2 separate regions of the Homo sapiens genome follow, and region 2 is linked to region 1. A link is a contact called in ENCODE Hi-C or POLR2A ChIA-PET data. All regions are on one chromosome and are shown on one strand. The core of a region is the stretch at or near the end of the contact, and the rest is flanking DNA. Distances in the headings are between cores, read along the strand shown. Region 1 overlaps LOC101928911 (a long non-coding RNA gene). Region 2 overlaps AKIRIN2 (akirin 2).

What was found. A loop is a pair of places that touch in the nucleus more often than their neighbours do. ChIA-PET counts read pairs that join two places held with the same protein, here RNA polymerase II (POLR2A). Pooled maps may share reads with other maps.
Region 2: a map of OCI-LY7 shows a loop between it and region 1 (6-fold over the local background). The contact joins two enhancer-like sites. A Hi-C loop is called at or near these places in 20 of 168 maps with a recorded cell type or tissue (B cell, Caco-2, Calu3 and 14 more), 37 of 37 single-sample maps with no recorded cell type and 27 of 50 pooled maps. POLR2A ChIA-PET finds 5 or more read pairs at or near these places in 20 of 52 experiments (AG04450, CD4-positive, alpha-beta memory T cell, GM10248 and 14 more).

What each region holds. Positions count from the first base shown.
Region 1 is chr6:87,797,827-87,802,002 of GRCh38, reverse strand. The region is part of intron 2 of LOC101928911 (a long non-coding RNA gene); the gene reads right to left. Among named protein-coding and RNA genes, the nearest start is that of AKIRIN2, 98 kb to the right of the region's middle. RefSeq lists enhancers at 2,070-2,139, 2,778-3,279. Within about 2 kb of position 2,167, at least 2 of the 41 ENCODE cell types and tissues checked have a DNase peak (open chromatin) inside an H3K27ac peak, as active enhancers do; they include B cell and OCI-LY7, where a contact is called at or near this core.
Region 2 is chr6:87,696,743-87,700,752 of GRCh38, reverse strand. The region is part of intron 1 of AKIRIN2 (akirin 2); the gene reads left to right. Among named protein-coding and RNA genes, the nearest start is that of AKIRIN2, 3.5 kb to the left of the region's middle. RefSeq lists an enhancer at 1,745-2,264. Within about 2 kb of position 1,897, at least 8 of the 41 ENCODE cell types and tissues checked have a DNase peak (open chromatin) inside an H3K27ac peak, as active enhancers do; they include B cell and OCI-LY7, where a contact is called at or near this core.

The DNA.
Region 1 (4,176 bases), core at 918-3,417:
ACCAAAAGGTGGCTAAAACTTGCACAGAAACCTTGCTAGCTAAGAAATCGGAAGACAAAATTCAAAGCAATAACAGCAGAGAAGTGAAAGGAGAAATAGTGGAAAGGAAATAGCCGCAGAAGGGAGACTCAAATTCTACATATAAACTCTGCCCAAATCTCTGGCCAGCCTCTAAAATATACATATGTTGGATAGATACCAAGAAATCTAGCTCGAGCTAAAAGAACTAAACAGATTTCAGTTGCCACACCACAGAGGAAAAGAATTTAGAAACTGAAATCAACTAGGTTAATTGCCTGCTAAAACACAAAATCAATACTCTTTAGAGTAACATAAGAGAATGCAGAGTCTCTATATCATTCACAATATGCACAACATGATCCAAAATTACAAGACATAAGAAAAAATGGGAAAATATGACTCATATACAAGAAAAATGACAATCAATGGAGACTCCTAAGATGATTTATATGTTGGAATTAAGAAACAAAAGTTTTAAAACAGCCATTATAATTACGCTCAAATATATAAAGGAAATATACTCATAACAAATGAGCAGAAAGAAAATCACAACAGAGAAATAGAAAAGAACCAAATGAAAATACTAGAATTACAAAATATAATATCTGCAATTTTAAAAACTCACTGATGGGCTTAACAATGAATTGGAAATGACAAAGGAAAGGGTCAGTAAATGTGAAGATAGATCAAAAGAATTACCCAATCTAAAAACAGAAAAGTCTGGGGGTGGTGGCTCATGCCTGTAATCCCAACACTTTGGGAGGCCGAGGCGGGCAGATCACCTGTGGTCAGGAGTTCAAGACCAGCCTGGCCAACATGGTGAAACCCCGTCTCTGCTAAAAATACAAAATTAGCCGGGCATGGTGGTGAGTGCCTGTAATTCCAGCTACTCTGGAGGCTGAGACAGGAGAATCGCTTGAACCCGGGAGGCGGAGGTTGCAGTCAGCCGAGATTGTGCCACTAGACTCCAGCCTGGGCAACAAGAATGAAACTCTGTCTCAGAAATAAATTAAAAATATAAATAAAAACAGAAAAAAAATTGAAAAAGAGGAGAGCCTCCAGGACTTGTGAGAAAGCAAAGAATAACATGTATAACATACACGTAATTATAGTCCCAGAGGAAGAGAAAAGAGAAGGAATGGGACACAAAAAATTTCTGAAGAAATAATGAGAGGAAGATTACCAAACTTGCTAAAGGACATACATTTAAAGATTCAGTAAACCCCAAGCAGGATAAATACAAAGAAAACTATACCTATGTACATCTTACCCAAACTGTTGAAACCCAAAGACAAAAAAAAAAATCTTGGAAGCATCAGAGTAAAGCACTCATTATATACAGGAAAACAATACAGATGATAGCTGATTTCTCATTAGGAAAAAAAAAAAAAAGAAGCCAGAAGAGAGTAAAAAAAAAATTTTTTTTTTTTTGAGACAGAGTTTCGCTCTTGTCACCCAGCCTGGGGTGCAATGGCTTGATCTCGGCTCACTGCAACCTCCACCTCCCAGGTTCAAGTGATTCTCCTGCCTCAGCCTCCTGAATAGCTGGGATTACAGGCACACACCACCACGCCCAGCTAATTTTGTATTTTTAGTAGAGACAGGATTTCACCGTGTTGGCCAGGCTGGTCTCAAACACCTGACCTCAGGTGATCTGCCCGCCTCTGCCTCCCAAAGTGCTAGAATTACAGGTGTGAGCCACTGTGTCCGGCCAAGAGTAAAATATTTTTAAGGTGCAAAAGGAAAAATGGTAAAACCTAGAGCTAGGATTCTATATCTAGTAAAAATATCCTTCAAGACTGAAGGCAGAATAAAGACGTTTTCTTATAAATGAAAACTAACAATGTTTGCTGTCTGCACCACAAGAAATGCTTAAGAAAGTTTTTCAGGCTAACAGGAAATGATAGCAGATGGAAATTTGGATTTCCCAAAACATTCTTTACAAATGGTAACTAGATGGGTAAATATAAAAAACAATATTTATTATTTTTCTCTAAAATACGTATCACTGTTGAAAGTAAAAATTATAGCATCATAATTGAGGGGTTTAAATCATGTGTATATGGAATATATATAACACCTGTAGTATAAAGGAGGAAGTTGATGGTAAAGCACAGATGGCCAGTGAAAGCGAAACTCCCTGGCAGACTTCATTTTTTATGTATAACTTACATTTAGTAAAGTGCAAAGATCTAAGTGTGCACTTGATGAATTTATGCGCATAACCACCACCGAGATCAAGATTTAAAATATTCTGACTCCCCCAAAACGTTCCCTTGTGTCCCTTCCCATTTGATGCCACTCATCTCGCCTCTATCACCATAGATTAGTGTTACCTGTAGACACCCATTTTCTCCATGTTTCCTTTTCCCACTTCTCAGTCCTCTGTTTTCCCTTGTTGCCTTTAGGGCTGTATTGGCACCTCTGTCAAAGGCTCATTAGAGGGATATGTATATCTATTCCTCAGAGCTACATAGATAAATTAATTTCTAAAACAAATTAATTTCTATTCCTCAGAGCTACATAGATAAATTAATTTCTAAAACAAGAGGCATGGAGCCGAGGAAGACAAAAGGGAGTATGAGTAGAAGAACGGGATTCTTCCCTGAACATGCCCTGCTTACTAGCTACATGGAATGAAAACAAGCACCACTTATGTTTCATCGAAACTCCACTTTCTCCAACAAGCCTGTAAAAGCCATGGAGTCTGCCTGTCATGATCCAGCAGGCAGGACTTCTGGTCCCAACTTTCTCAGATTTTACAGCCTCTGTAAGTGTGCTTCAAAGCTCTTCCCCAGGGCTGTTCCAGCAGCACCGAGTGCCCACAGCAGCCAAAGGCACCCTCACATCAAGTCCCAGAACTTGATAATGATGATGTTGGCCTTGAGTGGAGGGTTGCTGATTAGGAGACAGTAGGTGGGGGAATGCAGCAAGCTCTGAACACAAGTTAATTAATGACCACAGTGTGTGCAGTTAATGCTAACATCAAAAGCCAGCAGCATGAAGGGCTCTTTGATCTCCAGTTCAGTACCCTTTCAAGTTGTCCCCTTTATCTTGCCCAGAAAGTTCTTGCTTCTTTCTGCCTTGATTTTTAGGAAGAATTTTAATAAGAATGACCTCCAGCCCCATCCACATACCCCGTGGCAAGCAGGAAATGGGCTAGAGCAGCATCCTGAATACACAGTTAGATCCCTGCATCTCATTGTTACCAAAAGGCTCCAGTTCCCAGTGACATAAAGTGGAATCACAGCTGTCCTTTTAAAAAAAGCTTGTGCACAGGAAACCTGTATAAGAAGGTTCTCAGCAGCATTCTTGATAGGAGTCAAAAGCTAGAAACAGCTAAAATGTCCAGCAACAATAGAATGAATACATTGCTGGGTGTTCTAACAATGGAATAATATATATCCATGAAAATGGACATGACACAGCTCCATGTGACCACATAGATGTATTTAACAGGCATAATAATGGATGAAAGAAGCCAGGAGTAAAATAATAAATGCTACATAATCTCATTTATATAAATTTAAAAACATGCAAGACTAAATTATAATGTTTCTAGGGTGAATAGTTAGGCAGCAAAAGCATAAAAGAGAAGCAAAGAAACAATTACATTAAAATCAGGGAGGACAAGGGCTTCACTCCTTCAGAAGAAACTAAAAGACTTTCTGTGAAAAAAAATTAATGATACCCAATGTTAGCAAAGATGTAGGAAAAGAGGCATTCTTGTACAATTCTAGTGGGAGGGTGAATTGGTACATCATTTCCATTACTTTTGTAACCTAACTATTCACCTAGAAACACTGTAATTTAGCCTTGAGTGTTTTGAAATTTATATAAATGGGCTCATACAGCAAGTTGGCAATGTGAATTAAATGTCTTATAAAAATGCACGCTGGTTGATCCACGAATTTCCTTTTGATCTCAAGGAAGTTATCAGCTGGGTACTTCAAGATCTATACACAAACCTGTTCATTTCAACATTATTTATAAAAATGGTTTCTAGTAGCACACCCAGATATTTGGATCTTACCAAATACCTTGCAGCAGAGCTATATGGAGATGCAAATATTTTCACCAAATATTATTGAAAACATTTCTCATGTGGTCCATTTTTAATTATAGAAAGCATAAATACATATTTAAATGTGTTGT
Region 2 (4,010 bases), core at 648-3,147, 100 kb after region 1:
ATATTGCATTGAAAATTGGGGCTGAGGAGTTGCTTTTATTTGGAAATGTTTTATTTTTGCCCAACAAAGTATGCTGGGGGAAAACAACCTAGCCTTGAGAATAATGAAGAAATCAACCCAAGATTCCAAGGGACTTCAGACTTTTGCTTTTCATCTTGAAACATTTCCTGAGAGAGACTGGGGAATGTCTTTTGGCTGCTTTGTAGGGCATGTGTATGCCCAGTTTTTTCTGTACTTTGAAATCCTTGTGTGCCCCTGGCACAATCCTAGGATAGGCTTTTGTGGACTAGAAGTGTAAATGTTTCCTTTGTGTGTAGCATGCAAAGATTTCTGTGTGAGCCTTTAGTAATAATATCACCCTTTAGACAAAGCCTTTCCATAGCTTGATTTAAATGTCTCGTTATCAGTAGCTTAAAAAACCGAAGTATATACCTCTGTATTTGGTGACTTCCATTTGAAACTGACTTTAGTGTTTTTTTTTTTTTGTCACATTTAAAAATATTTTCTAAATCCATGGAGTGACCCTCGAATATGCAAGCTACCATTTTTGCTATTAAATATTTGGTCTAATTTAAGGACATACTGTTTTAGAGTTGTAGTGAGTTTTTACGGAAATTCTTAGATAAATTTATTTAATGACCTTACTAAACTGTGTTTTAATTAGATTGAAAAGGCATTTGTTGATTAATTGTTAGGCTTTACTTTGGGAAAAAAAAAAGGAAACAGCCAATGTCAAGAATGAGCTACTGGTGGTTGACATTTTTGGAATTTGTCTTTTAGTGAAATGGTATCATTGGAAATTGAAATGGATTCTGTACTTAACTAATAAAGCCATTTCAAAATAAGGTCATTAAGGAGCTAACCAGCAATACATTTCAGTCGAGGGAGTGAATTAATACAGTGCTAGGTTTGGGAATTAAAGTACTATATCTCAATGTCAAAATAATCTTGGGCATGTATGTGAACAATTGGGGACTATACCATGTTCCTCCCCTTTAAAGCACACTTATTCAGAATTGTGATCCTTTGTAAACGACTTTTCATTGGCATATCTGTAGCGTTGGTTAATACAGTTGGCTCCACATTATCTCAAGTTTAAATTAATTGGACTGTTGTAGTAAAACGACTGGAATTATTGGAATTGTTTAAGCCAGCTGATTGAGATTCACATTCACTTTCCAAAATACTGCTATTTTCTTCAAGGTGTTTTTTTTTTGACATCTACTTTGGAAGTTTGATTATATCCTGAAACCTAAAATCACATCCTTATTGATTCTGAGTCTGCTAAAAGTTATTTCCAAACTAATTTGAATATTATCGCAAAAAGTTTACTTGAGAAAACAAGTTGAAATTGAAATTTTGACTTGCTAAAATTACATTTTTTAAACGGTAGTTTTGAATGACATTCTAAATGTAATTTAGTTTGACTTTGTGTTTATATGGCCAATTTGGGGTATGGTCCTGTATGTTTTTTGTAATGTCATAATGGGAGCTGCAGTGTTGTGCAGGTATCAAAGAGCTTCCCAGTTTTCATGTTAGTAAACTTGGAAATAATTTTCTCATGCACCTGATTTTTAGCTTCCTATTTTAACACCGATTATTCTTAAACTTTATGGGAGTAAATACCCATCTGTCATTAACTAAAATGAGTAGTTAGGTTTGGAAGTAGACAGTGGCTTACCAAATTGAGATTGGCAAACTTGTGGGAACTCTTTGTTTTCCTTTCACATCTGTGAGTTCAAATATAATACAAATTAATGTAGAACTAGAGTACTAAAGTGACTTTTTTTCAGAGCATGTATACACTTTATTTTATCATTGTTCTCCTCTAGATACTTTCAGTTTCTGATGGCATAGCTGAAGTCATGTTGTGGCTTTATTAGTTTCAGGAACTTGGATGTCTGTTTTAAACCTTAGCTATCATTTTAGTCATCCCAGGAAGTTTGACTTGACTATTCTTATTTAAATATTTTTCAAACTGTTGCAACTTAATACTAGGAAAAAGGAAGGACTAGCTGAGCTGACGGAAGTTAAGCTTGCTTTCTTAACCGCAAGGCTTAGAGCCTTTATTATGCTAATTGGCATTATGAATTTTTTAGGGACTCCTTAACACACAGCTATCCCAAACCTGTTTTTTAGGACACCTAAGTGTTACTAATTCAGAAATGCTGTTCAGGGTCTAGGGATGGTTGACAAAGTATAGCCATATTTTTGTGTAGCCTGAGAGCTAAGAATGTTCTTTACATTTTTTAAATGGTTGGAAAAGAATCAAAAGAATTATTTTGTGACACGTGAGAATTATGTGAAATTCAAATTTCAGTGTCCATAAATAAAATTTTATTGGAACACAGCTGTGCTCATTCTTTTTTTTTTTTTTTTAAGTATTGTTCATTGCAGGTGACGATGGCAGAGTTTAATAGTTGTCACACACAGTATATTGCCCCGAAAACTCCATATTTGCTCTCTGGTGTTTACAGAAAAAGTTTGCTTACCCTCATGTGGGGTGTCAGCAGTGAGGTTTATAATACCCCTGGGTATGGAAAAGGAAAAGTGATCAGTGGAAGTAAGGGGAGGGGGAGCAGAAGCATTGAATATCGTTGGTGAAATGAATGCCTCTAGTAGCTGCATCAATACTTACCCTGGTAAGTTAGTTGAAAACCAAAGTATGCTTTACTATTGGTTTTTGAAACATCTCATAATACTACCATTTAGCCAAAAGATTGTCATGACATTCCCAAGAAAGAATTTTAATAAAACCAAAATATTGCAACATTATAAGAGACCGTCAATCAAATCCAGCACATTGTTTTCATTATGTAGTGAATGAATGGTCTGAAGATACCCTTCTGTGAATGTTAATGTATTTGTGAGTTTGTTAGGCACATTAATTCACATTGTTTATGGCTTGGTACCATTAATCTGCCTTAGGAATTGAATTCTGTGAAGAGTTAAGTTCCTTTGTAAGAACTCATTGTACTTGCTGGAAACTTGCCATTAAAAATGGAAACTGCAGCTTGTGAATGGGGAAGGGTTTACAGGAACATAGATTGTTCACCAGACATTGATGCATGCCTGCAAACGGAGACACCAGCTGGCTTCAATGAAATATAAATGGTTCTAGGCGAACAAATGAGACGTCTGTTGGAGGAGGCAGCATCTCTCTTCAGATGTCATTTACATTGAGCCAGAAGTATTTTTTAATATTTTGTGGTTATTTAGACAGCTGTTAAGTTGCTCCTAGTTTCTCACTGGATTTGGCAAATAAATGTTTTTAATGGTCTTTGTACTTTGAGTCTTAAACCTGATATTCTATTTAGGACTGTGTATGTAGCTGCAGTTACTGCATATTTCTGTGATTTATGCATTTAAGAATCCTGTAAGTTTATGGCCATTAAAAACTGCAGTTGTATTCATTACTAATATAGAGCTTTTTTTTTTTTTTTTTCTTGAGACAAAGTCTTACTCAGGCTGGAGTGCAGTGGCATGATCTCAACTCATTGCAACCTCCATCTCCTGGGTTCAAGCGATTCTCGAGCCTCAGCCTCTGGAGTAGCTGGGATTACAGGCGTGCGCCACCACACCTGGCTGATTTTGTTTTGTATTTTTAGTAGAGATGGGGTTTCACCATGTTGGCATGGCTGGTCTTGAACTCCTGACTTCAGGTGGTCCAACTGCCTTGGCCTCACACAGTGCTGGGATTATAGGTGTGAGCCTGTGCCGCCGGCTTTTTTTTTGTTCGTTTGTTTTGAGACGGAGTCTCACTCTGTCGCCTAGGCTAGAGTGCAGTGGCGCAATCTCAGCTCACTGCAACCTCCACCTCCTAGTTTCAAGAGATTCTCCTGCCTCAGCCTCCTGAGTAGCCGGGATTACAGGCGCACACCACCACGCCCGGCTAATTTTTGTATTTTTAGAAGAGATGGGGTTTCACCATGTTGGTCAGGTTGGTCTTGAACTCCTCACCTCATGATCCACCTGCCTCAGCCTCCCAAAGTGCTGGGATTACAGGCGTG